Regions from separate parts of the Homo sapiens genome. Here all the other regions are linked to region 4. A link is a loop called in an ENCODE intact Hi-C map of the cell type or tissue named here. Cell type or tissue: heart right ventricle. All regions are shown on one strand. Each heading gives the region's core, and the rest is flanking DNA. Links, peaks and the distances in the headings are about the cores only.

What was found. Hi-C counts contacts between places; a loop is a spot of excess contacts. Peaks named below come from ENCODE experiments on the same cell type or tissue, not always from the same donor. Only the 100,000 strongest peaks of a DNase experiment are listed, where the experiment ranks them.
Region 1: it touches region 4 in a loop (4-fold over the local background); 25 of 110 quality-filtered maps call a loop at or near these places.
Region 2: a loop joins it to region 4, with 6 times the contacts of the local background. A loop is called at or near these places in 52 of 110 quality-filtered maps.
Region 3: it touches region 4 in a loop (3-fold over the local background); 27 of 110 quality-filtered maps call a loop at or near these places.
Region 5: a loop joins it to region 4, with 2.4 times the contacts of the local background. A loop is called at or near these places in 8 of 110 quality-filtered maps.
Region 6: it touches region 4 in a loop (2.5-fold over the local background); 15 of 110 quality-filtered maps call a loop at or near these places.

Annotation. Positions count from the first base shown.
Region 1 is chr3:12,132,105-12,137,312 of GRCh38, forward strand. The region is part of intron 1 of SYN2 (synapsin II); the gene reads left to right. Among named protein-coding and RNA genes, the nearest start is that of TIMP4, 24 kb to the right of the region's middle. RefSeq lists a silencer at 2,985-3,279. In heart right ventricle, for the core only: CTCF peaks have their summits at 3,110 (motif pointing right) and 3,316; a DNase peak (open chromatin) is centred at 3,117.
Region 2 is chr3:12,477,529-12,482,736 of GRCh38, forward strand. It overlaps a transcript of TSEN2 not described here. Among named protein-coding and RNA genes, the nearest start is that of TSEN2, 4.3 kb to the right of the region's middle. In heart right ventricle, for the core only: CTCF peaks have their summits at 2,515 (motif pointing left) and 2,717; a DNase peak (open chromatin) is centred at 2,668; H3K27ac peaks cover 697 bases.
Region 3 is chr3:12,460,513-12,465,720 of GRCh38, forward strand. No RefSeq gene overlaps it. Among named protein-coding and RNA genes, the nearest start is that of TSEN2, 21 kb to the right of the region's middle. In heart right ventricle, for the core only: no CTCF peak of the experiment used is centred there; no DNase peak of the experiment used is centred there; H3K27ac peaks cover 921 bases.
Region 4 is chr3:12,285,330-12,290,537 of GRCh38, forward strand. It overlaps PPARG (peroxisome proliferator activated receptor gamma), which reads left to right and starts at 3,741. Exons shown (of 8, transcript NM_138711.6): 1 at 3,741-3,805. RefSeq lists an enhancer at 1,724-2,302. In heart right ventricle, for the core only: CTCF peaks have their summits at 2,302 and 2,658; DNase peaks (open chromatin) are centred at 2,299, 3,002, 3,127, 3,277 and 1 weaker place; H3K4me3 peaks cover 3,017 bases; H3K27ac peaks cover 3,332 bases.
Region 5 is chr3:12,173,221-12,178,428 of GRCh38, forward strand. The region is part of intron 10 of SYN2 (synapsin II); the gene reads left to right. Among named protein-coding and RNA genes, the nearest start is that of TIMP4, 17 kb to the left of the region's middle. RefSeq lists a silencer at 2,798-2,877 and an enhancer at 4,931-5,208. In heart right ventricle, for the core only: CTCF peaks have their summits at 2,842 (motif pointing left) and 3,046; a DNase peak (open chromatin) is centred at 2,821; H3K27ac peaks cover 928 bases.
Region 6 is chr3:12,191,232-12,196,439 of GRCh38, forward strand. SYN2 (synapsin II) reads left to right here. Exons shown (of 13, transcript NM_133625.6): 13 at 1-801. Among named protein-coding and RNA genes, the nearest start is that of TIMP4, 35 kb to the left of the region's middle. RefSeq lists an enhancer at 3,610-3,659. In heart right ventricle, for the core only: no CTCF peak of the experiment used is centred there; a DNase peak (open chromatin) is centred at 2,523.

The sequences.
Region 1 (5,208 bases), core at 801-4,800, 150 kb before region 4:
CAAGTGATCCTCCAGCCTCAGCCTCCCAGGTAGTTTGGACTGCAGGCACATGCCATAGCACTCAGCTGTCCTCTGATATTAACCTTCAGATATCTAGCTGTGTTCAGTAACTCTATAAACATTTCATGTGTCAAACAGTAGGACAGGCTTTGGTAACACAAAATGAGTAGAGCAGAGTCCTCACCTAAGGAAGTATATGGTCTCTAAACTTGATCATCAAAAGAGTTGGAATTTAATTTGACTAGCTCTGCCACCTTCTAACTGCTACCTTTAAGCAAGTCAGTTAATTCATCTGAGCCTCATTTTTCTATAAAACCAGTAACATTAAGATGACATTCTTGTAAGAGGCATATTGTGAGGATTAATTTGGGTGATCTGAGATGAGTGATTTGATTTGTGTAGGGTCACTCAGTGTTTGTTTTTTCTTTCCCTCCTCCTCCACACCCATGTGTTGCCTTTGTATCTTTACAGACTGAAGACGACTCATTATTTTAGCTTTACTAAAATCAGAGTCATTTCATTTTGTTCTGTTTTTCTCTGGACCATTTCTACTTTCATCATGTCACTTTTGTCCAGATAAGTGGACCTAATATGCTGTATCATAAATAGGAAAGCATTACAGCTTGTACAAGATGGGGTTAGGGCATGAGTAGCCCTTTATGTTGGGTTTCCATAAGCTTTCTAGTGATAACTAACATTTTTTTACCTTTCATTCTATCTTTTTGGTTTTTGCCTGTTACAGCTCACAGGACTGTCTTCAGGAAACAATTTTCTGTCATTCCAGGTTCCTTTACCAGATTGTAGTTGAGCATTCCAGTTCATGATCCTCTGATAAGATTATTTCCCCTGAATGTGTTTTCTTACACTTAGGCACATTAAAACTCCTCTGCCACTTTTCTGCCCACGTCCACATCTTCTTTCAGTTTACCCCTAATCATCTTGGCATTTTAATCCCTGGAAGAGCTGAATGCCATCTGTAACCTTGGCAATTTCCCCATGCACTCTCTTCCACATCATTTATATGAATGTTAACTAAGACACCATGCAGCTTGCTCTCTATCTAAGAAGTGCCTTACTTGCAGAGCATTTGATATAACAATTTAATCAGTGAATTAATATCAAGGACCAGCCACAGAATGTTGCCTTTATCTGGGAAAGTATTCATGTCTTCCTGTTCTTTGTTTCTTATTCTGAACCAAACCAATGATCCATAACAGAAATTTCTCCAGGTACTGAAAGTTTTATGGTCCATAAATTAGATAACAAATCCAAATTTGAGTTGAGAACCCCTTCAATGTAAAGCCTGACTGTTTGAGGTCTTATTTATGTCTCTGTTCCAGAACATCTACAGTGGGAGTTCTATAAAGTGTTATGTCATTTCATTAAATCTGATTTTTTAAATGTCGTTGTCATTTCCCAGCTAGCTACTAAGCTCCTAGACCTAATCAATCAAGTGATTAATTGAATTGTCAGGTGAATGCTGTGCAATAGGTATTGGCCTGCCAAGTGCCAGTAAAATAGAAAATTCTGAAGTCTAATTACTACACTGGCTTCTGAAATGATCTTAAGCACTGATTCATTCCCTTCAGTCTTCTCCACATTCCAGAGAAAGCAGCCTCTCAGATCTTAGGCATATCTGACTGTATGATCTCTCTGCTTAAAATCTTTCAGTATTTTCTGAGACAGTTGGGAAAACTTGAATACAGACTCAGTAAAGATGTTAATAAAATTAATTTTGTTTGGTGAGACAATGGCATGGCACTTATATTTTAAAAGTCATTATCCTAGAATATTGGCAAATTAATACAGATGAAGTAGATTAGAGATTACCTGGGACTGAGGGGAGAGGGGAATGGGCACTTATTGCTTATTGGCTACAGAGTTTTTGTTTGGGATGATGAAAAGTTTTGAAAAATAGATAGTGGTGGTGGTTGCACGACATTGTGAATACCATTGAAGTGTATACGTAAAAGTGGTTAAAATGGAAAATGTTGTTATGTCTGTTTTGCCACTGTAAATCATAAAAATAACAGTCATTAACAGAATGCTTAAAAATTGACAGGATAAATGACATGATGTTTGGGACTTACTTTAAAATACTCAAACCGTAGTCTCAACAACAAAAACAGTGAGGGTAATAGATGAAAAAGATTGGTAAAATGTTGATGATTATTGTGGATATTTCTGCAGTGAAAAGTTGTAAAAAATCATTTGGAGATTAGCCCTCAAGTTCCAGAGACTCCACCTGACATTTAAAGCCCTTTGCTCTGCCACTTCCCTGCCTTGGGAACCTCTGGTCTTCACTGTTCAGCCAGCAGTGTGCTGGGCCCCTGTAGTGCCCAGAGCCTCACCCAAGCTTCTGTGCGTTTGCCCTTACATTTCAATTCTGCATCTTCCTTCCTATGTGGCTAATTCCTACTCATTCTTTAAGACTCAGTTCAGTCTCTTTGGAGCATTCATGGACTTCTCCAGGCAGGGAGAATGGCTCCCTCCTTTGGGTTCCCATAATGCTGTGCTTGTATGTCTACTGCAGTTGATACCCTGAATTATAATCTTTTATTTTTGTTTCTGTCTCTCCACTGACTTATGAGGTAGAGGAAACTTGCTTTCCACTGTACATCCTCCTGGACTATATGAAACTTTTATTATTGTTTTAGTTGTGTGCTTAAATTTTTTTTTAAAGGAAAAGATTAAAAGGTAGAAATGTGAGTGCTAGATGTAAATCTGAAGAGTTGAGTGGGAACTTAGCAGTGACCCCCATGTAGATATTGGCGTCCTTTTGTAGACTCTGCTTTCTGTACTTTGTTATCACTAATGGTTGCCAATTTTTATAGTTCCAGCACCTACCACTGGATGCTCAGTAAATTTTTGCTGAATTTAGTGACAAACCACGGCGTTTCTTTCTACAAGTTGCAAAAGCCAGCTATCCAGCTTCTTTGAGGGAGGGAAGTGGATGCATACTTGTTAGAAGAGACAGTTAATGTTTGGGTATGGTTTTTCAGAGCAGCAAATAAGCAGCTGGAGGGATACCCCTGTGCCAGTAGAGTCTGTGGCTATTCAGCCAGTGCAGTGAGTGGTGAGCTGTGACTGCAATCAGCTGCAGTACTCATCTTGCCAGTGGGTGGCGGCCGGCGCTCACAAACTTGCACCAGGACAGGAAGGCATGATTTTTACCCTAACAGTGTAGGTGGGGAAATAGGAATCTCCTACTATTTCTAGTTTATTTTCTAACTTCTTGAAGCCTTCAGATGTTTGGTTGAAAGAACAAGGCCTGAGTCAGAGTCAGTAAGAGCTAGAAACTAGCACCTTGTTAAAGGTAAATGTCTAGACCAGTGCTAGATATTTACTAGGTGCTGGACTGTTTACAGAGCTCTGGGAAGTCTTTTCCTCCCTAAATGCCTTCTGGAGTATGTGAATCCATCTTCAGTGCTGTCATCTTCTAGCCTGAGATTTGATCCTTATGCAAATTCCAGTCATCCTGGGAGGATTTATACTCTAGGCTCTTTCAGGTCCATTAGCTCCAATATAGACAGAGATTGAAAACAGATTTTCATGTGGAGGAGGAGAGGAAGGAAAGAACTTGACCCTCAGGATTGACACATGTGAGAAGAAGATGGCAGGGCCTGCAGAAATAGGCTCTGTCCTGAGGGTGCTGTCTTCTGGTTTTCTCCAGTGGTCCAGCCCAAACCACCACTCCTAACATCCCAGTCAATAAGCAAGTCCTGATTGTGAGGCCACTAAGTCACAGCTCTGTGAAGGATTTGGAAATTTATGGATATAATGATTATATTTGTACAGGCCTAGAGCATATAATCAAACAATAAGACATAATCAGTATTTAAAATCAAAAATTTTCTGAAAAATCCAAGACTCACATATGGATCATCCCTGCTCTGAAGCATTGTTACATAATCTAGTGGTCTGAGGCGTAGGTGGGGGAGCAGTGTCTGATTATTAGACAACCGACTTTGAAAGGTGGTATCAGATGATGATGCTGTGAGCCAAATATCATGAGCAGACAATAAATGTGATGAAAGTTCAGAAAAGGAAGAAGCCATGTTGGCTGTAGTCATATTAAAATAGCATAAATGTTTGCTGCTTTTTGCTAACAGTGCTTCATATTTGCATAAATTTCAGCATTTCCAAAACTTTCATGTCATCTGATTTCATTAAATCTTCACAACCACCTGTGAGCCAAACATTATTAAATGAGGTAAAATACATAAAACACTTAGAATAGTGCCTAGTACATCACAGGTGTTCACTATTAAGATCACCATTAGCCCTATTTTATAAATGACACAACTAAGACTCAGAGACGCATTATTTGCCCAAAGTCACACAGCTGAAAAGTGGTAGAAGTAGGCCTGAACCTAGCTTCCCTGGCTTCTATTTCTAGAACTCTTTCTCCATTATCCAATGCATAAAAGAGGGCGTATTTAAGCTAGGCTTGCCTGGGTTGGGCCAAGTTTTGTGGGGGCGTTAGGAGAGAAGTCTCTGAAATCATATTCCTCAGCCTCACAAGCCCTAGTTGTTAGGTGGATGGGAATTGATGAAGGTATTCACTTCCTTGAGTAACAAGAGTTAAATCTAGAAGCTTCTGCTCATTTTAGCAATAAGGGGAGATGGTTCATTACCTGGTCCATCAAGGAAGCTGCAAGCCATTAAACTTACATAGATCCTCAGCTGCTAGGCTTGTTAAGAAAAATGTTACAATAGGGGGAAATTGACAACACAGGCACTACAGATATTTTTAGTCTGTGTTTCAAGGATGTACATGTTGGGTTCTGTTTAGGATTGAGCACAAGGGGATGAATTTAGATTTATGTGACAAGACTGCCAATCAGAAAGTTCATATTGGTGGGGCATGGTGACTCACTCCTATCATCCCAGCACTTTCAGAGTCCAAGGCAGGAGGATTGCTTGAGCCCAGGGGTTCAAGAACAGCCTGGACAACATAGTGAAACCTTGTCTGTACAAAAAAAATTTAAAAATTAGCCTGGCGTGGTGGCATGTGCCTGTAGTTCCAGTTACTCTGGAGGCTGAGGCAGGAGGATCACTGGAGCTCAGGCAGTCGAGGCTACAGTGAGCTATGATTGCACCACTGCACTCTAGCCCGCGCAACAGAGCAAGATCCTGTCTCAAAAAAAAAAAAAAAAAAGTCCGTACTGGGCATCTTATCTGTTCCTATCTTATGCAAGGGACTGT
Region 2 (5,208 bases), core at 644-4,643, 190 kb after region 4:
ATGACAAAAAAGAAGGTGGTAAAGGGTGAGAAACTAGAAGGTGTGACCACTGCCAGCCACCCTGCTCCCATAGGAGGAGCCACATTTTCACCAGGGCCCCTGCACCTGCTCCTCAGTCCTCTGTTTCCTCCTTGAAGTGATCCTCACCTGGCGCTCACTTCTCTCTGGCAGGGACAGCAGTTGCAGGGTGGTGGGATCATTTGTGGAATGCCGGGACTGGGTTCTTACCTTGGAAATGCTGACGAATGGGACCCTACCACGCCACATTGCCACAGCAACAAAGCCCAGGCCTGAGCTTTGCAGGGTCAGCACTTGTGGGCTCCTGACCTCCTTCCCCAGCCTCCTCGAGGCCCTCCCGCAGTACTGGCTACCTCCATCTTCAAACTGTTGATCTTAAATAGCAAAATTACTTTGGTTTTGTTGTTTCCTAGCTTTGTACTTATTTGTTTGCTTGAAGCATCTTTTTGCACAAATATTAAAATATACAAATTAATACAACAATCATTTAACAATCACCTATAATCCCACCACCCATATTTGCTTCTAATTTTTTTTTCTTTTTAGGAAATAACACAATAGAGACAAAGCTGAAGTCCCTTTATCTACTACCCAAGTCCCACAGATAACTAATGAATTTGGTGTATATCCTTCTCATTATTTTCCAATATTTTAACATACCTATCCATATATTTAGCATTTGATATTGATTTATGTCTTAATTTACATAAATGGTATCATATGATTCACATTGGTGTACATCTTGCCTTTATCAACAAATGTTATGTTTTTGAAATCTACCTATGTTAATATATACTGTCTATAAAAGAGCTCCAGCCTGGGCAACATAGTGAGATCCTGTCTCTACAAAATTTTTTAAAATTAGCTAGGTGTGGTGGCACAGGCATGTAGTTCCAGCTACCCAGGAGGCTGAGACAGGAGGATGGCTTGAGGCCAAGAGTTTAAGGCTGCAGCAAGCTGTGATCACTCCATCGCATTCCAGCCTGGGTGACAGAGCCAGATCCTGTCCCCAAAAAAAAAAAAAAGAATTTGCTCACTCCTTTCAGCTGCTGCATTGCTACATAGCACTCCACTGTGTGAACATTTTATACCACGTTTTACGTATCCACTTCTCTAGGGATGAACATTTACGTTGTCTTTTTTTTTCTTTTTCTTTTTTCGAGACAAGGTCTTGTTCTGTCACCCAGGCTGGAGTGCAGTGGAGTGATCATGGCTCACTGCAGCCTTGAACTCCTGGCCTCAAACCATCCTCCTGCCTCAGCCTCCTGAGTAGCTGGGACCACAGGCATTCACCCCCATGCCGGGCTAAAAGTTGTCTCCTTTTAAAAAAAAAACCATAATGCTTTAATAAAAATCTTTGTATTTATTTCTTTGGCCACAGATGCCTAAGTTTCTCTAGGAAATTTACACAGAAGTAGAGTTTGTTTGATTGTTCATGGGAAGAAACAGGGCAGGAGTAGGAGTATGAAATCTAGTCCACCCTCTGATGTTTTTGTTTTGTTTTGTTGTTTTGTTTGTTTTTTTTTTTTTTTTTGAGACAGAGTCTCACTCTGTCACCCAGGCTGGAGTGCAGTAGCAAGATCTCAGCTCATTGCAACCTCCACCTCCCAGGTTAAAGTGATTCTCCTGCCTCAGCCTCCCAAGTAGCTGGGATTACAGGCACGCACCACTACACACGGCTAATTTTTATATTTTTAGTAGAGATGGGGTTTCACCATTTTGGCCAGGCTGGTCTTGAACTCTTGACCTCAGGTGATCCACCCACCTCAGCCTCCCAAAGTTCTGGGATTACAGGCCTGAGCCACCGAGCCTGCCTCCTGCTCTGATGTTTACTCCCTGTGTGACCTTGGGCAACTCATCTCACCTCTCTGAATCTGTTTTCCTACCTATAAAAAGAGTATGATGATCATTAACTCACCAGGTTGCTGGAGAGAATTAAGTGGGTCTACCTTAAAAAAAACACCTGGATTAGTGCAGATGGTAGGAATCCAGGTAGCTCTCATCATCAGTGCTACAGATCTTTCTGGATCTCAGGTAATTCTTAACCCTTTGCACAAGGGACTCTTGGCCCTTAAAAGCCCACACAGCAAGGCAATGCCTTGGGGACTTGACCAGCCCGTCCCTTCACACACAGTGTCAACTCTATCCCACAGCCTGGCCTGGTGTTAGTCTGGTAAATAATGGCATTAATGTACGCTGCAGAATCTCAGCTTCCTCATCTGTAAATGGGATAATATCAGTGACCTCAAAGAGCTGCTGAGGCTCAATCTCTCTTTCAACATGGTGAAATTAGCGGAGGCTTTCTCTCACCAGCAGAGTGAAGCTGGACTATGTCTCTGATTTGATTTTTTTTTTTCACAGCCCTTGCATTTTCTGTTGAGGATGCTGAGTAAAAAGTTAGAGCTTAGTAGGGTCCCTGTGTTTGTTTTCACCTCGGTAAAGCAGTGTCCTTCAGACACTAGGTGGTTTAAATTTGCTGAAATGTCTCCATCTGGTGGACTGTCTGAAATACTACAGGGTTCAACGCTATTTCAGAAAAACAATGGGGCGACAGCTGGGGCTGCCCTGCCCTGCTCAGAAACGTTGGTGGCTCCCCATTGTCTGCAGGGTAAAGTCCAAAAGCCAAGCCTGGAATTTAAGCGCCTCCACAATCGGTCCCCACCCTACCTATCGGACCTTATCACAGCTCCAACCTCCTGCCCCGGCCAGGCCCAGCTCCTCCCTGGCTCCGGAACCAAGGCCCATTCCAGCCTTGCACATGGGCCTGCCCTGTGCCCTAGGCAGCCACCTGCCCTCCTCCTCTCCTCCTCCTAAGGCTAACCTCCCTTCCAGGGGCAGCTCATATGCCACCTCTTCCTGGAAGCCTCCCAGGCTCTTAAACCCATCCTGGTCTTCCCTGACCTCCAACCGACACTTACTGTTGGTTATTTTTTATATTTCAGTACTGAATGTTGTGTGGTTTTTGTTTGTTTTGTTTCTTTGTTTTTTTTTTTTTTTTTTTTTTGAGACAGTATCACTCTGTCGCCCAGGCTGGAGTGTAGTGGCGCAATCTCCGCTCACTGTAACCTCTGCCTCCTGGGTTCGAGTGATTCTCCTGTCTCAGCTTCCCGAATAGCTGGGATTACAGGCGCATCACCATGCCCAGCTAATTTTTATATATTTTTTTTAGTAGAGACGGGGTTTTGCCATGTTGGCCAGGCTGGTCTTGAACTCCCACCCTCAGGTGATCAACCCACCTCGGCCTCCCAGAGTTCTGGGATTACAGGCATAAGTCACCGCGCCCGGCCTGTCATGTTTTGTTAATGCATTGCCCTCCTGTATCCAGCATGACAGATTAAAAGAGCATAAGCCCCGTAGATCCGTATCCTCATCTGGCCTTCACTACTTCCTAGCAATGACACCATGGGCATGTGCGGTAACCTTGGCTGCAGAAGAGAGGTAAGAACACCAATCTCACAGCCCTGTTATGAGAATTAAATAAGATCATGGATGCAAAAGTGGCTGGCACATAGTAAGTGCCCAATAAATTGTCACTAGGGTGGCCAGATAAAATGTGAGGCACCCAGATTAACTTGAATTTCAGATAAACTTTTTTCTTAAGTATATCCCAAATATTACTTGGAGGTTCTGGGCACATTTCACCGATAACTGTTCATTGTGTTAGATGTGCTAGTGATACTGGGGATATGTTGATATAGTCCATCCTCCCTACTCTTGGATTCTGTATTTACAAACTCACCTAGTTGCTAAAACTTATTGGTAACATCACAATCAATACTTCACTGTCACAGTCATCTGCAGATGTGTGCATGCACAGAATACCAAAAAATTTGAGTCACACAGTGTGCACATTCCCAGCTGCAGGTGAACAAGGAGACTCTGCCTTCTTGTTTCAGCTCTCATACCATAAATAAGTATGCTTTTTTGAGCTCTAGTTTGTGCCATGTTTTTCACATTTTTGTGCTTTTTGTTGGTGATTTAACTGTTTAAAATGGCCCCAAGTGGAGTGCTGAAGTGCTGTCTGGTGTTCCCCACCCAAGAAATGTGCCTTATTGGAGAGAATAGGTGTGTTAGATAAGCCTCCTTTAGGCAGGAGTTATAGTGCTGTTGGCTGCGAGTTCAGTGTTGATGAATCAACATATGTAAGGTGTCTTTAAACAGAAACACATGAAGTGAGGTTATATATTGACCAGTTGATGAAAATGCTGTGACCAGAGACTCACAGACACCTAACCTTGTATCTTGTATTTCTCCTGGAAACATGGTTCAGTATTTACTAATTCAGTGTTTGTGGCAACTTTATAGAACAGAATTACCTCAAATAATGAGAATGAACTACACAGTTGATATATGTGTGTGTGTGTGTGTGTGTCTGCGTATATATATATATATATATGTAGATGCAGATGTATTGTAATAAAATTAAGTCCTTATCTATTAGAGATACCTACTGAAATATCATGGATGAAGTTATATCATGTCTGGGATTGTTTTAAAATACTCCAGCAAGGAGATAAAAGTGTGTATATCGAGAATGCAAAAGAAATGAGATACCAAAGGTTGAAGGTTGTAGAAGCGATTTTTTATTTTTGAGACAGAGTTTTTACTCTTGTTGCCTAGGCTGGAGGGCAATGGTGCAATCCCGACTCACCACAACCTCCACCTCCCCGGTTCAAGCAATTCTCTTGCCTCAGCCTCCAGGGTAGCTGGGATTATAGGCATGCACCACCATGTCCAGCTAATTTTGTATTTTTAGTAGAGATGGGGTTTCTCCATGTTGGTCAGGCTGGTCTCGAACTCCCAACCTCAGGTGATCCACCCGCCTCAGCCTCCCAAAGTGCTGGGATTACAGGCATGAGCCACCGTGCCCGGCCAGAAGTGATGATTTATTGGACTGTTTTCTCTACTTTTGTGTTGTATGTTTGAAAATAACCATATCAAAGGGTTTAAAATGCACTTGAGAAAGTCTTGGGGAAAATTTCTTTCTTTTTTAAAATTTACAGATTTTTTTTCTTTTTTTAATTTCTTTTTTTATGTTTTTGGGAGGGGAATTTGAGATCCCATTATCAGCAAACCCCAAATCCTTCCACGAGCTGGGATGGGATTTAAGAGACCTGGCTCTAGTCTCAGCCCCACCTCAGACCTGCTCGGTTATCTCTGACAACTCACAGTGCCACTGGAACTGTTTTC
Region 3 (5,208 bases), core at 426-4,425, 170 kb after region 4:
TTTTTTATAAGGGTAGACTTGGGCTTCTTGGAGCAGGGACTATGGTTCATTTCGGCACTCCCAACTTCCAGCACATAACCGGCACAGAGTAGGTTATTTGGAACGGTTTGTTGATCAATGAATGAGAAAATGAATAAATGGCTCAGTCCCTGCCCTTGATACAAGTTGAAAAGGAAGCTATCTATGCATTTATGTATGTACACTGTGTATGACTTAGGATGCTCTGGTTGCAAGCAACAGACACCAACTGTAACTGCAAGGCAAACAATTTATTCAGAAGGTACGAGGGAAGGGGCTCGCCAGTCATACTGTGGTAAGGGAGAGTCAAAAGCAGCTCCCAGGATGGGAGCTGCAGACCCAGCTCATTTCTTTAGGAAACCTCCATGGGATGATGTGGCTCTAACTGTGTTGGGTACTTGTGTTATTCCCTTCAAGATTCAGGTTCCAGGAGAAGGGCTTCTGATTGGCTTGGCTTGGGTCAGATGCCCTCCCTTGGCCAAAAATCATTGGGCGCTCCTATTAACAGTCTTAGAAAGACTGCATCTCATGAAGGGAGTGTTGCGGGGGGTCTCAAAACCAAAACTGGGCTCTGATTTTAGAAGAAGGGAAGATAAATGCTGGGCAAATCAAAACAATCAATGTCCTCTACCCGCTGGAAAGTTCCATACCAGTGAAAGATGTAAATGAGAGTCAAAAGAAATAACAAAAAGAGATGCCACAAAGCCAGGTAAGGTCAGAGCCAGGAGTGCGGGGCCAGCCCTGAGTATGACACACAGGCGGGGGCAGGGGGCAGAGAAGAAAGTGAGCAGTGGGCTTGGAAGCCACAGAGAACGGGAGTGACAAAGTTTCTTCTTTTTTTCTTGCTTCTTTTAAAACTCTCAGCCAAGCTACTGACTAATACTGATAGCCATCTCTTAATGCCAGGGTGATTTCCTTTTTGTTTGGGAAACTTCAGGAGCCTAGTAGCTTTGATTAAATGGTCCCCAAAAAGGACTGTTCTGGGTGAGGTATGTGGATGGCTCTACAGACCTAATGGCATTTAATGGCATTTGTCGTGTAGCATTTGCCTGTATATACCAGCCTCAGTCCTTATTTAAGAGAAAATGAGAAGGCCAGGCGAGGTGGCTCACGCCTGTAATCCTAGCACTCTAGGAGGGCGAGGTGGGCGGATCATCTGAGGTCAGGAGTTCGAGACCAGCCTGGCTAACAGGGTGAAAACCCATCTCTACTAAAAATATAAAAATTAGCTGGGCATGGTGGCCCGCGTCTGTAGTCCCAGCTACTCGGGAGGCTGAGGTGGGAGAATCGCTTGAACCCAGGAGGCAGGGGTTACAGTGAGCTGAGATCGCACCATTGCATTCCAACCTGGGTGAATGGAGAAAGAATGAATACTCCCCAAGCACCTTCTGTGGCATGTGCTGTGTGTCTGTATTCTGATCAGATCATCACAGCTGGTCTATGAGGTGAGTATTTTGAGCCCATTTGGCCGTTGAAGCAACTGAGACTGCCCAAGAGACTTGCCCAGTAATAAATGGCAAAGTCAGAATTTGAGCCCAGGACCAGCTGGCTCCAAACACCTTGTCTTCCTGTTACCTCCGGCCTGGGTGTTTCAGCTTAGACAAGTCATGTAACCTCTGGATTTCTCCATCTGCAAGTCAAGGGGCTGAAAGGGGCCTCTCCTGACCTTCCTGAATAGAAGCTTCCAAGATGGCCCCAGGGGCCATGGGTGCACACAGCTGGTGTGGCATGGGGCCCACGATGAGTCCTTCCCAGCTGGAGAGGACTGATTTAAGTGGCTTCAACAGGAGGAGAGCCAGCAGCCCAGCACAGGCTGGAGGCAAGGCCTGAGCAGGGAGTCACCCCTCCTCTCCCTGCCACCACCGGGGCTGGGGACAACCTGTGTCTGGCCTCCTGAGGTCCCTGCTCCCCACCCCCAGGGGTGTCCTGCACACCAGGGCACAGCAAACTCCACAGATTAGGAGTACGTGCTCAGACACACACAGACTTTGCAAACAATGCAGGGAAATAAAGTTCTCACAGGAAACATTATCATATTGACTCACGACAGACCCATCCATAAAACAAACCCCCGGTACCTGGGGCCGGCTCAGAGAGCAGCCGCCAGGGAGATAGCAGTACCAGCACGGCCCCTCTCTCCTGGGCCTGGGAGGAAGTGGGTGCCGCCAGGGGGAGGGGCAACTTCCCTTGGCTGCTCTGATGCTGGCCTAGGATCTGAATTATTTGTCAAAAAGAGAAAAAAATGATTTTTTTTAAAAGAGAAGTCCCAGAGCATTGTGGTCTCTTTGCCTTGTCACAATAGTTCTGTTGCAAAAACCTCTCTTAATGCCATAGTGTTTTGCAAGTCATTTGCCATGTCAGTGAGGAAAATATTGCCATCTCCAGAGGCCTGTGTCTTCATCAGCTCTTACTTAGCAAAGCAGGCTCGACTGCTGCCAGTGGACAAAGAAATTTTGATCCAAGTCTGTTTTCAGATTTGGGAGGCAAACTGGTGCATCTGCAGGCATCAGATAGTCAGGCCTTTTACGGCATGTAATCTTACTTAGAGCCTCAGTTTCCTCACTTCCAAAATGGGAGTAGTCATAAGAACTGACGTAAGAAAATGTATGTATAGCATGTGTCACAGTGTTCATTTTTCTGACCCTTCGTGAGAAGCAACCTGGAATGATGATTTGAGAACCCACAGATCCACCGTTTCCTTTTTTTTTTTTTTTTTTTTTGAGATGGAGTCTCGCTCTGCCTCCCAGGCTGGAGTGCAGTAGCGCGATCTCCGCTCACTGCAAGCTCCGCCTCCCGGGTTCACGTCATTCTCCTGCCTCAGCCTCCCGAGTTGCTGGGACTACAGGCGCCCACCACCACGCCCGGCTAATTTTTTGTATTTTTTAATAGAGACAGGGTTTCACCGTGTTAGCCAGGATGGTCTCAAACTCCTGACCCCGTGATCCGCCTGCCTCGGCCTCCCAAAGTGCTGGGATAACAGGCATGAGCCACCGTGCCCTGCCAGATCCACCATTTCTTAATCCTGAGAGCTTGGGCAAGCCTGGGCACCTCTCTGTACCTCAATTTCCTCCTCTGAAAAAGCAAGGGGTCTAACCAGCTCTAGGCTGCCCACCTCCCGAAGCATTTTGTGGCTATAAGGGGAACTGGGTTGTCAACCGGACTTAGGACACTGAGTTGTGAGAGATTTGTGAATCAAGGAGGTGGTGCCTGGATTACTGTGGCCACTGCAATCTCAGCTGAGCACTGGCCATTTTCCCATCCTGGAATCAGAGTGATATGTGGTATCCTGGAATCTGCCCTGAAAGGGGAGTAAGGTCAATGTCTACTTTCTGCTTGCTGGGGATTGAGCTGAGTGGCACTGGGAAGAGGTCATCAGTGGTGCAACAGGTGGATTCTAGCTTCCTTTGGAAGTGCTGCCAGCCAACTTCCAATCCCAGGTCCCTGGCACAGTGCTGGCACATCACAGGTCCATGGGCCATGCCTGGCACTGACTAAGGGCCTCACATAATTGTACCCAGCTTTTCTGTCTCTATCCATTCTGCTTGTGGTGGCCAAGATATTTTCTCAAGAACATACTCTGATCAGGTCACTCCCCTGCTCCAAATGCTTCAATGGGTTGGGCCCAAACTCCTTAGCTTGGCCCTTAAGGTTCCTTGGGGTTTGGCCTCTACTGAGTTCACCAAGTTTCCTCCCACTATTTCTGTCTTCCACACCATGCTCCAGATCATTCAAGGACCCACATCTTCCTGTACCTGCCATGGTTTTACATTTTGGTGCCTCACACATGCTCTTCTGACTTGTAGATTGTTCCTTCTGTTGTCTTCCAGTGTACTTCTATTCATCCTTCAAGGCCCAACTCAAATGTCCCTTTTTCTGTAAAGAAAACCCTAAACCATCCTCCAAAGGGTTGCTTTCTCCTATGGGCTTCATAGTGCCCTGTCTACCTCTCTGTCATAACAGCTAACTTTTTGTATTTGTAGTAGAGATGGAGTTTTATCATGTTACCCAGGCTGGTCTCAAATTCCTGGGTTCAAGTGATCCACCTGCCTTGGCATCCCAAAGTGTTGGGATTACAGGCGTGAGCCACGGGGCCCGGCCTGTTTACTTCTTTCTATATCTGCCTCCTGCTCTGGACCACAAGCTTGATAGGCTAGGAATTGTGCCTGCTTTCTCAGAAGTCCCCACTGCTCAGCCCGGGGCATCTCAGCTTCCTGGCCTGGAGAAAGGGCAGGAGGGTGTGTCTGTGCACCAAGCACTGGCTGACCTCTTCTGACTTGTCTTTACCTGCAGGATGGGCAATGACAAAATCTCTTCCATTTTTTCTTTAAAATCTTCTTTAGTACCAAACATTCTTTGGCAGCCACAATCTCCTTCAAAACCCAGGCAAGGCATGCAGAGCTGGGGAAATTGCTGCAGGCAGGGAGCCCATGTCTTGGTGTCTCTCCTACATCTGTAGAGCTCCCTTGGCCGCTGCCTGCTTATCTGTAAAGTGGGAAAGTAACTAACCTTCCAAGATTAGACCAGATCATGCCTGTCAAAGAGCCATAGAAACTGGAAGACACTGGCCTCTGTGATTTCTCTGTCTCTGGTGTTTGCCTTCAGTCCATTTCTGAGTATTTTACTATAAGCATTTAAAACATCCTCAGCACGTTTAAGAAATCGCTGTCCTCAAAATGATGCCTGTGTGAGTTTTTGCTGTTGAAGGAATCTCTGATGGTGCCCGCATTTAAAACGTCCTCACCACATTAGGAAATTACCCCCTCCAAAGTGGTGACTATGTAAGTTGCTGTTAAAGGAATTTCTGATGGTGCCCGCATTTACAACCAAGTGCCTTCAAGGGAGCCGACTTTGCCTTCAAGCTTCAATAACTTGTTTTTTTCCTTTCTTTCTTTTTTTTTTTTTTTTTTGAGACAAGGTTTTGTTCTGTCGCCCAGGCTGGACTGCAGTGGCACCATCACGGCTCACTGTAGCCTCAACCCCCCAGGGCTCAAGTGATCCTCCCACTTCATCCTCCCGAGTAGCTGGAACTACAGGCTCACGCCACCACGCCCGGCTAATTTTTGTGTTTTTTTGTAGACGGAGTTTCGCCATAGTAACGTGTTTTTCTACCAAATAGACTCTAAAAGTGACTGGTGCACTAACGCCAGCTGATGCATGCCTGCATTTTTTAAAGTTTTTAATGGGTAACTG
Region 4 (5,208 bases), core at 690-4,689:
AGACTATAACAAGTGTTGACAAGGATGTGGAAAAACTGGAACCCTGACACATTGCTGGTGGGATTGTAAAATGGTGTGCCCACTTTGGAAAACAGACTGGCAGTTCCTCAAAAACACCGAGTTACCTTATGATCCTGCAGTTCTGTCCCTAGGTATATACTCAAGAGAAATAAAAATATATGTCCACAAGTAACCTTGTACATGAATGCTCACAGCAGCATTATTCATAATAGCCCATAAAAGTAGAAACAACCTAAATATTCATCAATTCATGGGATGAATAAACAAAATGTGGTATATGTGTATAATGGAATATTGACCATAAAAAGGAATGAAATATTAATATAAGCTATAACATGGATGAGCCTCACAAATACTATGCTAAGTGAAAGAAGAAAGTCACAAAGGACTTCATATTCTATGATTCTATTTATATGAATTGTCCAGAATAGGTAAATCTATAGAGAAAGAATATCTCTATCTAGAGTTGGTGGAATGACTGTTAATGGAGAGGGGGTTCCTTTTTGGAGTGATGAAAATGTTCTAAGGGTAGATTTGGTGATGATGGCACAACTCTGTCAATAAACTAAAACTCATTGAACTGTACATTTTATTTATTTATTTTTGAGATGGAGTCTTGCTCTGGGGCTGAAGTGCAGTGGCGCAATCTCGGCTTGTAACCTCTGCCTCCCAGGGTCAAGCGATTCTACTGCCTCAGCCCCCCGAGTAGCTGAGATTACAGGCACGTGCCACCACGCCCAGCTAATTTTTGTATTTCTTAGTAGAGATGGAGTTTCACCATGTTGGCCAGGCTGGTCTTGAACTCCCGGCCTCAAGTGATCCACCTGCCTCGGCCTCCCAAAGTGCTGGGATTACAGGCGTGAGCTGCCATACCCGGCCTGAATTGTACATTTTACTTCTATGGTATTTACATTTTAGATTATATTAATTATTCCTCAATAAAGCTGTGATTTTAAAAAGCAGGCTAGGCGCAGTGGCTGGTGCCTATAATCCCAGCACTTTGGAAAGCTGAGGCAGGAGGATCACTTGAGCCCAGGAGTTTCAGACTAGTCTAGGCAACATGTCAAGACACAGTCTCTACTAAACAATTAAAATTAAAAAAAAAAATTAGCCAGGCATGGTGGTGTGCACCTGTAGTCCCAGCTACTTGGGAGCCTGGGGTGGGAGGATTCCTTGAGCCCGGGAAGTCGAGGCTGAAGTGAGCCGTGATTGCGCCACAGCACTCCAGCCTGGGCGACACAGCAACACCCTGTCTCATGGAAGAAAGAAAGAAAAGAAAGGAAGAAAGAAAAAAAAAAAGCAGATTGGAACTCTGGAATTAACAAGAAGTAGGACGCACGGAGCACTTCCGCCTGAGTGGAGACTGTGGATCCGGGTCAACCTGACTACCTAAATCACAGGCCAATAAATGGTCTTTCAGTGGTCAGTCCCTGTAAGATCCGTGGCTCTCAGCTTCTTATCTTAGGGGCTGTGGAGGAAGGACATGATTATGTTGATTTAAGCGCTGAATATTTTCCCTTGTGATACCCATCCTCGCAAAACTTTGCTTCAACCACAAACGAGGACCTTCTGTACCAGAGGGGCAATAACCACAATGAAGCTAGGAAGAAATGCAGAGCACCCCAGCATACAGTCCATAAGCTTCCTGAAGTGGGGGGCCTCAGGCATCGCTGCCTCCCCAAAGAGGATCAGGCCCAGAACAGTATGCTCCAGAAATAAGACTGGAAAAAGGGAAAGAGGGGCCTCAAGTCCAGGAGACCAGCGGCTTTCTGAACGCGCACCTGCCAACCCACTTTGGACAGGTCACGATGGACAGCGTGGCAGGAAAAGAAAAGGTCACTGTCTACCCAACACATGAGAAACTGTTTCTCGTGCCTCACGTCCCCACTCCGTCCCCACCCATGTTGTCTGAGTCCCTCGGTGTCAGAAACACTGCTAAGAAATTTAAGAAATTCTGTTAATGAGTTTAAGAAATGTTTTTAATGATTAAAAGTCAGTGACTTGTGAATAACCATGTAACTTACAAACGCAAGGAACTCTGAAAGTGTGCAGCACCACCGATCAGAAGAGAAAACCAAGGGACCCGAAATATGCTTTAATTAAATTTTCTTTTAAAATGTCACTGGAAAGAACATCTTGGGAAGACGGCCTGGCCGATCGCCGTGTGAAGGGCAAGCCACTCTGGCCGAGAGGGAGCCCCACACCTCGGTCTCCCCAGACCGGCCCTGGCCGGGGGCATCCCCCTAAACTTCGGATCCCTCCTCGGAAATGGGACCCTCTCTGGGCCGCCTCCCAGCGGTGGTGGCGAGGAGCAAACGACACCAGGTAGCCTGCCGCGGGGCAGAGAGTGGACGCGGGAAAGCCGGTGGCTCCCGCCGTGGGCCCTACTGTGCGCGGGCGGCGGCCGAGCCCGGGCCGCTCCCTCCCAGTCGCGCGCCGCCGCCCCCGCCCCCGCCCCCGCCCCCGCCCCCACCCCCACCCCCACCCCCACCCCCAGCCGGCGCCCGCGCCCGCCCCCGCGCCGGGCCCGGCTCGGCCCGACCCGGCTCCGCCGCGGGCAGGCGGGGCCCAGCGCACTCGGAGCCCGAGCCCGAGCCGCAGCCGCCGCCTGGGGCGCTTGGGTCGGCCTCGAGGACACCGGAGAGGGGCGCCACGCCGCCGTGGCCGCAGGTCAGAGTACGGGTGCCCGCGGCGCTCGGGAACCGGCTGCTGGCTGGGCGGGGAGTGCTCAGGGAGGGGGCGCGGAGGGCTGGGGCCGAGGGTCTGGGGGCTAGGGCCGAGGAAACGGGAACTGACGGGGTCCCAGACGGATGAGAGCTGGGGAGAAGGGGGTCTCGGCTGAGGGGTCCGGGGCTGAGGCAGGGTCATGGTCCGGCAGGACCCGGACTGACGGGTCGCGGGCGGGCGGCTCACGGGTGACCGGGTGAAGGGGTCTTGGGCTGAGGGCACCCGGGCTGAGGGTCGCGTCTACCGGAGCGCGCACTAGGGGCGGAGGGCGCGGGCACAGAGAGCCGCGGCCGGTGCCGACTCGAGTGGACGCGAGCCGGTGCGTCCCGGCTTCCAGGACAGCCCCCCTCGGGAGAGCGCCGGGTGGGCGCGGAGCCGGGGACACGGGGACCTCCGCGTCCCCGGCGGAGGTGCGCAAGCGTCGGGAGCCGCTCCGGGGGAACTTTGGAGCAGGGTGTCTGGACCCGGGGAAGCGAAGATCCGCGTGCGTCCGTCCTGAGGCCGCGCGGCACCCCTGCTGAGGAGGAGGTCCCGTTCGCTGTCCAGAGCCCAGGGGCGACCGCCGCTTGGGGACCGGGGGACCGTTCAGCGAGGGGCGCGCTTGTAGCTGGCCAGGCCCTGTGCCCTGACGCGTTGTGCTGGCCCTACGCCCGGCGGAGGGGCTGGGGACGGGGACTGGGTGCCTCCGTGCCTCCGCGGATGGAGCGCGCAGCCAGGACCCCCAGCCGCACCCCGGGGGGCTGGAAAGGCGAAGTCGCTGCTTTGTGGGCTCCTGCAAGTGCCAGGCGCTGACCACTCCTCCTGGGAGCCTAACTGAGGGGGGTAGAGGCAGCAGAGGTTAACAGAAATCTCAGGTCCCTTGGTGGAAGGTGGGTGTGTAGTCGTGGTACTTTACGCCTCGGTGTTTAGGGAGGAGCCTAAGGTAAGGAGTCAGAAACGGGGAGTAACCGAGCTGCGGCTTTTATATAAGGTCAGTGGTAGGTAAGGAAGGGGCCTTAACCTCTGCTGGTGACCAGAAGCCTGCATTTCTGCATTCTGCTTAATTCCCTTTCCTTAGGTGAGTTGGCTCACTCTCATTGCATTTTGTTGGAATGTGTTGGTGATAGGTCCGAAATTTGCAAAATTATTGTATTATCCTTATATCATTTTTTTTTGCAGTGCTCTTGTTTTATAAGAAGAATCCAATTCACTTGGGTCATAGGCTAACGGTTGTAAAAATAGTGTCATTGTTATAAAAGAAATCAAGTCAAAAATAGTCGTCTGCCATGAAGAAACTAAAATTTTTCTTCTTTTCCTTGCAAGATTAGGGACAAAATGTAAAGTTTATTTGTGTAAATTATCATTTGGATATAAAACCAGACAATGATAAACTGAGTTGTATAATACCTATTCCTGGAAAACCTCTGATTTTGAAGTACATTATTTTAACCCCAACTGTTTCTGTCATTCGTGAGACAAATTGTTAACTGGATTTATTAAGAGAACAATGAATAACTTAACTCTTTAAAAGGACCTGGGCAAATCTTCGACAGGTTTCAGGTATTTTATGGCAGTCTTTCTGTCTATTGCTAAGTGATCGATTGCTGACTGAGAACAGAACCAACTGATGGTGCTAGATGATTTAGAAAACCTTTCTGGTATAGGGACTGGCATGGACATTCACTGTGGCTTTTCTCTTAAAGAAATACCTTTCACTCCTAGGGGAGTTTGACAGAAGACACTCATAGATGCTACCAGTTAGCATTTGGAGTAATATATCAAAACATTCTGTTCAAGTTTTAAAGTAAGTTTTGTGTAGTATATTTTCAATCAGATTCACTTTGGAATCAAATACACTTTATTTGATTCCAAATAAAGTGTATTTGAATATTCACTTTAATATACGAAACTTTAAAGGTAATGTCTCAGCCAAAAAGTGAAGTGTATTACAAAACTGTCCATTTTTGTCTTCTTGTGTACTTCACATAATTTTTCTCCCTGATTTAAATTATATGATATTTGATAGTTAACTTGCTAATAATTATGTCTTAAGAGATCTTTGAATCAACTGGTGGCCATCTCAGTCTTTTAAAACTCACTTGAAGGAAAAGAGAAACACTAATGATGGTTTTTTTTAAAATCAAAAACTTTTTTCATATTTACAAGTTTGTTTCTAGTTCTTAAACAATAACTGCTGTAAAACCATGGCATCAGTGAGGTATAAAGTTTTGTAGAATCCCAGGCTGAAGACTTTTTGGATGTCGTTTTCTCATTTCTTTACATTAAAAAGAATATAATTTCTTTTTAAAATTAAAACTAAAATGTCCACCGGCCTCATATTCTTTATTGAACTTAAGTGCTTTGAAAATATTTTTGCGATTGATATTTTTAATGATAAAATATAATATTTTCTTTGAAGGACTAGTTTCCTAAATGTTCATTTTTTTGTATGTTTCAGAACTACTTTTAAAAAAATTCTAG
Region 5 (5,208 bases), core at 841-4,840, 110 kb before region 4:
AAGCCATGACTGTACTGGTCATATTCCCACCTCCCATTTCTTCTAGATAATAGCACATTTTCTTTGGTTAAATTTGAGCAGACATTTCAGCCATCATGAGACCAGGACTATGGAGCTGTCAAACTAGATTACCTTTGTGTCCCTGCTATCACATCCACCCACTTATCTGCACCTCCACCCACATGAATCTGCTCTAAGGCTCACCCTCCACTTGTGACCTAGATTCCATCTCCTTTTTGTTTTCAAGTATCTGCTTTCTTCTCCACCATCAATTTCTCTTTTTCCAAAAGATTATTGGAAAGTTGTTTTAGCCACCGTCTCCCTTTTACCACATTTTCTCTCCTATCCTCTCTAGTCAGCATCCCGCTCCAACCATCCCACTGAAATGGCCCTTGTCAAAGTCACCTCCATGAGGCCAGACGCAGTGACTCACGCCTGTAATCCCAGCACTTTAGGAGGCCGAGGCAGGTAGATCACGAGGTCAGGAGTTCGAGACCAGCCTGGCCAATATGGTGAAACCCCGTCTCTACTAAAAATACAAAAATTAGCTGGGCATGGTGGCAGGTGTCTGTAATCCCAGCTACTTGGGAGGCCGAGGCAGGAGAATCACCTGAACCCGGGAAGCAGAGGTTGCAGTGAGCCGAGATCGTACCAGTGCACCTGGGTGACAGAGCAGGACTGTGTCTCAAAAAGAAAAAGTCATCTCCATGTCACTGAGTCCAGTGGTCACTTTTGTTCTTATCTTACAGACTTTTCAGTAGCATTTGACACAGCTGACTACTCCCTCCTCTAAACACTATTTTCTAGGCCCCTGAGGCCCCCCCGCCCATCGCTTGGTTTTCATTCTACATCATTGGCTTCCCCTTCTTGGCCTCCTTTGCTGATTCTTCCACTTCTGCTGAGTGTCTAAACATCAGTGCCCCAGAACTTGGTCAACGTACATTTGTTGGTGGTCTTGGCCAGCCTGTATCTATCTCCTGCCCTGACCACCCCTTCAAACTCCAGACTCACATTTCTAACTCTTGCTTGACATCCTTACTTTGCATATCTTAAAGGCACCCTAAATATAACACAGCCAAAGCAGAACTCTAGTTTTTCCCCTTAGTCCTGTCCCCCCAACATTGTTTTTCCCTAGCAATTTATGTAGGCCCCTACCTGCCTCTTTCCCTTGTACTATCCTAACTGTTGCTCACTGTGCCCTAGCCACACTGGTAAGGGCCTTTGTATTAGGCTGTGCTCTCTCTCTGAAATGCTCTTTCTTCTTAGTTTTGCATTTTTTTTGAGACAGAGTCTTGCTCTGTCACCAGGCTGGAGTGTGGTGGTGCATCTCAGCTCACTGCCACCACCGCCTCCCGGGTTCAAGCGATTCCCCTGCCTCAGCTTCCCGAATAGCTGGGATTACAGGCACGCGCCACCACGCCCGGCTAATTTTTTGTATTTTAGTAGAGACGGGATTTCACCATGTTGGCCAAGATGGTCTCGATCTCCTGACCTCATGATCCGCCCACCTTGGCCTCCCAAAATGTTGGGATTACAGGCATGAGCCACCGCGCCCAGCCATAACTGACTTTTCCTTAACAGTATAACTGATACTTCCTCAACTATCCAATCCAAAGCTGCCACCTACTCACTGGCTACCACCTCTCCCTTCTTTAATTTTCTGCATAGCACTCACTATCAGTTGAGATTATTCTTGTCTATTTAATTGTCTGTTCTACTAAAATGTAAGGTTCTCAAGAGTACAGACTTGTTTATGGCTATATCTCTAGGGCCACTGTATCTAGCACCTAGTAGCCATTTAAATACATCAAGGGTGTACCAAGGGGAGACAGGTGAGAGTGGTTTGCCCAGGTGCAATCAGTTGGCTATAGAAAATTTTTAAAATAGCAAAACTAAGTTGGCCTGCTTTTTATTATCAACATATGATAGCAATTCTATACAAATGACATTGATAAAATACTCTTCCCACCAAGCAAACCACTCCTGCCCCACTCCCTTTGATGTGCCATTGTAATACATATTTGTTGAGTGAGTTCACCATTTGGAAGAGGCATCTTTAATAGCCCTATCAGCCTATTGGATTGATGTCAGGATCCTTTGGATGATCTTGGCAGTGTGCAAGTGGAAAGGATGTGAACCGAGGAACATTACCTGCATCCAAGCCAGGACTTTGCATAGCCAGCTCAGCCCTTAGGTGTTGTCACTGACTTGCTCACAGGCATTGTCACCATTCCTCACAGGCACCTCTTGCTGGCCTCTTTCTTCTGTGGCTGTGGAAGCTCAGGCTGAAAGAGCTTCTGGTCTGAGTCATAAGCCCTAGGAGCTGCTCCTGCCCAGAATTCTAGACCAAGACCAGGACAGACCTGTGGCTAGCCACTTGTCTACCCTTCTCTGTTTCTCCTTCTCTATCGTTGTCCTTAGCTCCACCATGAGTGCTTTCATTTATTTGATTCTAGAGGAACACCTAAAATGGGGACAGGGAGCTGGGGCTTGGGGTGAGGATGGTGATTAGAGGGCACACCTTACCTCTAGCCTGGGATGGATTAATTATAGAACGCAAAGAGCAAAGACATGGTGGTGGGCCCAAGCCAGCTGCAGTACACATTTCAAAGGAATAGAGGAAGGGGCATAAGAAGCACTGGCCATGTCACCAAGAGCAGGGAGGTGAGTGGTAAAGCCTGATCTGGTTGATGACAGCTTGGCCTCAGGCCTGGACAGACTGCCAGCTTGCGGGCTGCTGTGAGGGTCAGCAGCAGCAACTGACCCTCTGTACATGGACTCTGAAATGCTTTAGGGAGACTGTTCTCGAGGTGGCAGTGACACCTGGTGGTCACTCATGGCCAAAGCCTCCAGGCTCTATACCTGCAGAGTCTCTTCCCTGTACCACTGCCTTCCCACCACCCCTCCTACACATTCACTGACTTTAGGGGTCTCTTGTCTAGGATCTGAGCTGGGCCTTGCATCCTAGGGCTCTGATGAGGTGTGGGCTGCTCCTCAGACTCCCAGGAAACAGGGAGAGAACTTCAGGGGGACAGAGCTTTCAGGCCATGCCAGTAAAGATGGCATCTGGTCCTCTCCTTCATGTGGCTAATGTTTTTTTCATTTCTCATTATACTGGTTCCACTCTTTTTATTTTCCTGTAAAATTCTCCAGAGCCAGAAGGCTGAATTGCTCATGCAGGAATTTCAGACACTGACGGGCTGAGGTGGGAACTGGTCTCTCTTCAGTGCCCCTCATTTATGCCACAGAGCTGGCTTCCCGTTTGGCTGGTGGGTTAGACCCATGGGGAATGATTCTAAGACTTATTCTTTGGAAGCATTCATATACATTTGGTGTCCAGAATGAAAATGAACCTCTTCTCCTACCCTGAGCTGATCAGAGCACATCTGAAATGTTTCCAGTCTGAGGGTCACAGTATAACAAGGACAAACTCTAACTCCGATCAGAATGTGCTCAGAGGAGAGAAACCAGGAGGTTGAGGCATTTGGCAAATCTATGTTATGAGTAAAAGTTAAAGGAATTGCAGTTGAATAGCAGACATCTCAATGAGTGCATTAATTAATATCTTTAGCTCTCTGATGCCGCCATGGAGTAGAACTGATTCCAAAAGGCAAATCTGTTAGCAGACAGGTTTTGACCCAGTGTAGGGAGTAAACTCTCTAACACTCAGAAACGGCATGCGGCTGCCACATTGTTGCTGATGTTCAAGCAGGAGCAGGATGAGCAGCTTGTAAGGCACATGGTGAAAGGGGAGGGCTGGGGACTGGGGCTGTTGGAGCAGGTAACTTATAAAATCTCCTTCCAAGCCTGACATGCTGAGATCCAGACTGTGTGCAGCCATGGGACCTGGAAAAGGCTGTGATGAGAATTCAGAATTGAAGGACTGAGGCTGAATAACCTCTGGTGTCTGGTGGGACATTCTACCAGTCCTTTTTTGTACTGGTTCTCTGGTATGAAGAGAAACAGAACACATTTCCAGCTAGGTTTTTCCAGCCACAAAGGCTCTGAAACAAGCTTGTCTAACCTGCAGCCCAGGATGGCTTTGAATGCGTCCCAACACAAATTCATAAACTTCCTTAAAACATTATGAGATATTTTGCAATTTTTTTAGCTTATCAGCCATTGTTAGTGTTAGTGTATGTGTGGCCCAAGACAGTTCTTCTCCCAGTGTGGCCCATGAAAGCCAAAAGATTAGCCACCCGTGTTCTAAAATATGAGGTCTCCTGAGTGCAAGAAGACCAAGCCTAAGAAGGGGTTTCTTCACTCTGAGAAGTGGAGTCTAAAGGGCTGTCCAGTTAGGGAGGGGTCTCTGATCCCCGGCATGGGACTAACAGGGCTTCACTTGAGCTCAGAAGAGGTAAATTTAGGACAAATGAAAGGCCTTCCTGCTTCCCACAGCAGGAATGGCTTTAGCAAATTTCTTCCCCAGTGAGTATAAGCTGAGAATGTGAGGAGATTTGGGGCAGGTTCAGATAAAGCCACTAGTGACTAGATCCCTTAACAGACTATTAAGAGAAACTAACTATTCTGGGACTGTCTTAACTTTTCAGGGACATCTTTAATCATTTGAAGCTGACATTCTGACCTTGAGTGACCTGCCCCTCAGTGCCCCCAGAAGACTCAGGGACTGCCCCCATGGGATATTTCTTGGGTTCTAGGTTATGGGAGGGCCCCACTCCAGGAGATGAGCTCTGCAAGCAGAGAAGCAACTCCCCCCAGGAGGGAAGGAGAAGCGGCTCATCCCTGGGCACCTTTTAGAACCTTTTGGAGGAAGGAAGGTGGGCGCTGGTGACTGCAGGGGCAAGCCCAGAAAGATCCCAAGGTGCCTCAAAACATGCGGTCCCCTTTGCACCGACTAAACCTACAACCTCCTGACCACATTCTTTCCCGCTGCCTCATTCTCCCTGGGGTCCTAGACCAGGGAGCGGGGCCTGGGGGAGCTGATCAGAATAGTTCTGTGGCGTGTCCGGCAAGGAGCTTGGCCTGGCCTCTTTCCTGGGGCCAGACCCTGGGACCCTTTCCCAATTTCCTGTCTCAGATATGCTGAGCAAGCACAGGCCTTCCTCCTTGGTTGGGGCAGCTGGTCTCAGGCCAACAGCTCACAAGTGTTGAGTCACTCAATGTCTTTCCTTCCTCAGCTTTCCATCCTGCTGGGACTTCAGGAGCTCCTTTCTCCAGCTTGTCTGCCGAAAGCCACAGGATGGCATT
Region 6 (5,208 bases), core at 646-4,645, 94 kb before region 4:
CCTTTTCTCCCCTCTGAAGAGTGGTTCTTATGTGCAATCTGCAGTAACCTTGAACTCCAGAGCTGCACTATAGAGGAGAATGCATGCCACTATGACAGCAGTATGCCAAGCTTTGTGTTCATCTCCTAATAAACGTTAAGACCTTTGGTGTAATAAAAGCAGCAGCATTCACCAACATTTGATTCAGCCATGAGGTCTTGACCCCTTGGCCACCCTTTAGGCTGAGAGAGTGTCCATGAGGGGTGTGTGTGTGTGTGTGCTTGAGTGTAGGGAGTGAAAAATCTAGGTGTGTGAAGCTGTTTGTGTCAGTTTGTGTGTGTGACTGCAGGTGTACATGTGTTTGCAAGTGTTTGAGAATGTGTCTGTCCTTTACATACCACTTCTGGGCCTCCTCGCACCTCCCCAGTGAATCTGTCTCCTCCAAGACACCTAGCCTTCCTTCAGCAACTCAGCGTTTCTACCTATATTACGGACTTTGTAACCTTTCAAATAAGCACAGAACCCTTGCTCCCGGAGGAGTCAATTTAGACTCACTTGCCTGGTCTATCATCAAGCTCCTCAGCTGAGGCCCACATGGTGGTGCCAATGAGGCTGGACCAACCTGCTCTGACAACCAGGCTCCCACAGATCTCAACGAAGGCATCCTAAAGAGGCCTGCAATTGAGGGTGGGCTCTGAGGGATTTCACTCTGGCTGCTTCATGACTCCCTGATACTCAAGTATATTTTCCCAAAGACCACGGATGCTGTGAAGATAAACACTACATCTGCACCAATAAAAAATCCATATATTAAAATGTTAATATCTGAATGTTAATAAGTATCTAGATAATTTCCTACACATGACACCCATCCTACTAACTCAACAAGATAACCTCCTCCAAATGCCACTATCTTAACTTCTCTTCACGGGCAGTAGATGCTGCAAGGTCAGAGAATGAATTTCTCCGAGAACCAGGGTCTCCTTTCTTACTCATTCTCTGTTTTCACAGTTCAAGGATTGAGCACCGTACCCTCTTCTTACACTTAGAAAACAGGAAGTAGAACCTCCCATTGAGTGACCCCTGGGGGGTGAGAGCCCTCCTCCCACAACACACATAACTAAGGAACAAACCAACCAAACCAATGCGTGGGGTACCTGGGCGCAAGGCAATTGACCTTTAGAGTTCCTTCTGTTTCCAGCTGTAGGGGAGGCAGATGTCCTCTTAACGTTCTGTGGCTGGGCCTGAAAATTAAGCATACATAAGACAGATGAACAGGACAAACGTATACACATTTTATTTAATATTTTTATGCGTACGTGGGAATCTTCATAAGGAAAATGAAGACCCAAGCTGTTAAGCCCAAAACTTGTATACCATTTTAAACAAAGAATGATAAATTGTGACGATATGACAAAACAAAGGCGTCTGGGCTAGTCAGCCAGTAAATTGTGGGAAAGTAGGAAATATATGGGAGAAACTAATGGGAGAGAAGGGTTACAAGTTTTAGTAAGGTTTTGTCTGTGGAGATTCATCTCAGTGTCAACTCCCTGTCTCTGGTGATAAGAATGTTTGTTCCCTTCTTCCTTCTGGGGGAGAGGCACCCTTCCCACAAGAAGTTTTAGTCCTGCTTCAGACAGGAAGGGGGAAGTCGGAAAACCTTTCCTGCATCTGTTGTTGTTCTGTTGCCTTCAGCTCAACATAAACAATATGCCAAAGTGGCATATTTTGAGGTAGCATACTCTGACCCCCTTCACAAACCAAGAGTCTGCCACTAGCCATTGCTTCTATCCCCGATTCCAAATATGTTTTAAGAGAAGTCATTCATTTAGTCAAAACATTTATTGAGCACTTACGATAAACATAAACATTGTGATGGATTCATAGGAATATTTGCTGACACTTCCATAGTCAGGCACTATTCTAAATACTTAATGCTCATCAACTTATGTGTTCCTTATAATAAGCCTATATGGTAGGTGCTGTTATTATTTTATAAATGAGAAATGGAGGCACATCAAGGTCAATAACTCACTCAGGGTCACTCAGCTGGGCAAGTGGCAGAGCTGGGATTTGAACCAACCTAAGCAGTGCAGCAGCAGAACTCATGGCCTGAGCTACTTTGCCATATTACTTTTATTTAATCTAGCAAAGTCAACAAGACAATTGTATTAAATTTTACACAGTGTGATAAGAGGTGCACACAAAAATTTACAGCATATCCACCTCTTTACATTCTCTCTCCATCCCCTGACCCCAGGGAAAGAAGGACTGGGAGAAAGTTAGGACATCTGTGACCAGTGTTGACCCCTTGTCCTAAAACCATGAGTAACATACACAATGTTTCTTATTCTGATAGAATATAATTCTGGTTCTTAAAAAATTACTCATTCTTCCACATGTGATGTCAGACCAAAAACCACAAGTGGCTTATTTAGAAAATGAGTCAGCCTGGAAATGCTGCAGTGACAAAAAGGAGAGGCATTTACCATAGGTCAGGCAGCACCCTGGTCTGAAGGACATATGGATTCTCTCCAGCCCTTAGTAATGGGGTGGGGCTGGGGGTGGGGAAGTTCCATTCAGAAACAGCCTTCTTGCTACTTAAAAAAGACAGCCCCAGAGACTGGGAAGTTGGCTATTCAACAACCATCAATAAATATTCAGTGAATACTGTGATAAAAATTATCTACAGCTAAGATCTCTGAAAGATTGGTTGCAGTCTTCTACAGATCTTGAAGCCTTGTCTGTAGGCCAGCTTTGACCACTGTGCAACCACCTCTGCAGTTTATGGGGATTCCCTACCTATGTCTTCACCCCAGATTAGTAAAGGTAGAAAGCCTCATCCCTGCCCACATGGAACTCATCATCATCTTGGGTCAAGATAAATTAATTCTGTATTTTATTGATTTGTTCACAACCCCTTATTTTATTTAGCGCCATAAATTTTATGAGAGGAATATAAAAATGAATTAAGCAAGGATTCGGCCCTTACAAAGTTTATAGCCCAGTAGGGAAGATGTGTAAATATAAAGAAGAAAATGTAATGCATTAAGTCAAATGCAGTCAAAATGTTAGTTTGGAAAAAAAAAATAAGCTTGATAGGTATTGGTGAGGATATGAGAAGCAGAAGGAAGTCTTACACGTTGCTAATGGGGGTGCATGTTGGTACTGCCATTTCAGGGAACAATTTGGCAATCATGCGTAAACCCTATGACTCAGCAATTCCATTTCTGAACATTTACTCTAGAGAATCTCTTGCACATGTACATAAGAAACCAAGTAAAAGAATATTGGTCACAGCACTCTTTGTGCAAAGACTGGAAATAACCACCTCTCGTGGGGAATTAAAATATATGGTTTATTCATAAATTGGAATACTGTGTAGGAGTTAAATAAAATATATGAGGAATGCAGATGAGTTCAGGTAAGATATGAAAGGAGAATGAATAAGATGAGCCAGGCAAGTGTAAAATGGACCACAAGCAGCATATGCTGTTGCAGTGGGGCAAGCTTCTAGCTCAGGAGCTCAGAGAAGACCGCACCCTGGAGGTGAGCTGTGCACAGCCCACAGGACAGGAGGCACGCCACCTGCCGGGACTGGGCTGGGTGCACAGAATTCAGTCACTGAGTTTTACAGCTGGAAGTTGCATCTAGTTGCATCAAGGCCCAGGCAACTTAAGGAGTTTGCCAAGGTTACAAAGGGAGTTAGTAATAGAAGCAAATGAGTCTCAACACTAAGTGTCTGGTGGGCCACTGGGAACATTGCCTTTCCTGAAATAAATGAAATGGGTTTCATATTTGGGGGCCCTCCAGGGTGAGAGAGACTTATGGAATCATTTCACAGAGGCCAGGAGGCAAAGGGAAGAGATAGTGTTGGCTAGTGGAAAGAGCCTGGGTTTTGGAATCAAATTGAGTTTAAATCCAGGCTCTGCTAGTTATTAGCTAATTGATTATGTAGTTTAACTTTTCTGTGTCTCAAATTTTCTCATCTATAAAATGAGAACAATGCTACCTTTCCAAGGAGGTTGTCTTAAGAATTAAACAAGCTGATAGAGTCTGTTCCTAACAGTGGTTAGCATGCGAGATCACAAGAAACCATCTCTGTCACATAGAAAACCTGTATGAGTAAGTCCCAAACCCCCTTTCCCCAGGACTCCTCCAGGAGCAGCCAAACGAATGCCAAACATGCCTTTCTCCTGCTCCTGCAACCAGGGGAACCTCTAGGGCAATTTCAGCCCATCCAATGTCTTTTCCTAGGGCTATGGCTCCTTTTAGTTGTATTAGCTAAACTGAGCTGAGGGTGGACACTTGGGGAGGCCTGTGCTGTGCCAAGGCATTCCAATAGCAGTAAACACACGGCAGACACATACATACGTACACACATGCACACAAAGTAAAAACTGCAGCTACAGAAATAACAACGCAAACCCCAGGTGATCACAATGGATGCTTTTTTAAACACTGAGACCATACCATCATTCCTACAATGGTATGGTTCCCTTCAAAGCAATTCCTTTGGGAGATTATTTATTCCTACAAGGCTGCTGCTTATGTTCAGAACATAATTGCCTTCAGATCTGTAGTACATTATTTGAATTTCTGTAACTCTTGGAAGATCAGGAATTCTTTACCTGGAATCCAGGTATTCTCATGCATGTATTGTGCATTTCGGCAGGCCCTCAACACACATAAAATATCAAGAATCGTTGCTTTAGGGAGTAAATTTTGATATAAACAAATTTAATTCTTTTGGAGTCAAATCTAGTGATTAAGCTAGATAATATATACAGTCCAAAATGCAATGTGACTATAAGTTAATGAGATAACGTTCTGTGGCTTACAAACTAGTTCTGAAGTAAATTAATCCCAGAAAGGGGTCTCAGATCCATTTTGAATAGTTTCTCTCTGAAATAAATGTATAGACCCATCAAGGTTATCAGGTTTGAAAGAGAAGTTGCATTCCAACAAGCAAATTCTGTTGTTTGTGGAAAATAAACAATTTATTACTGTCTAATTTGCAGGTTACAGGCTACATTTAGAATAATGTTTTCTCCTCAAATAATCATAACATTATTCCTTACATTTGTATTTTACAGTTTATGTAGCACCTTGCAGTTTAAAGGCACTTTACAGTTTACAAACACTGATTCATCTGTCATTTTGTGGAATTCTCACAATAGCCCCATGAAGCTATCCCTCATCGTAGGTGACTTCTGAGTGTCTGAACTG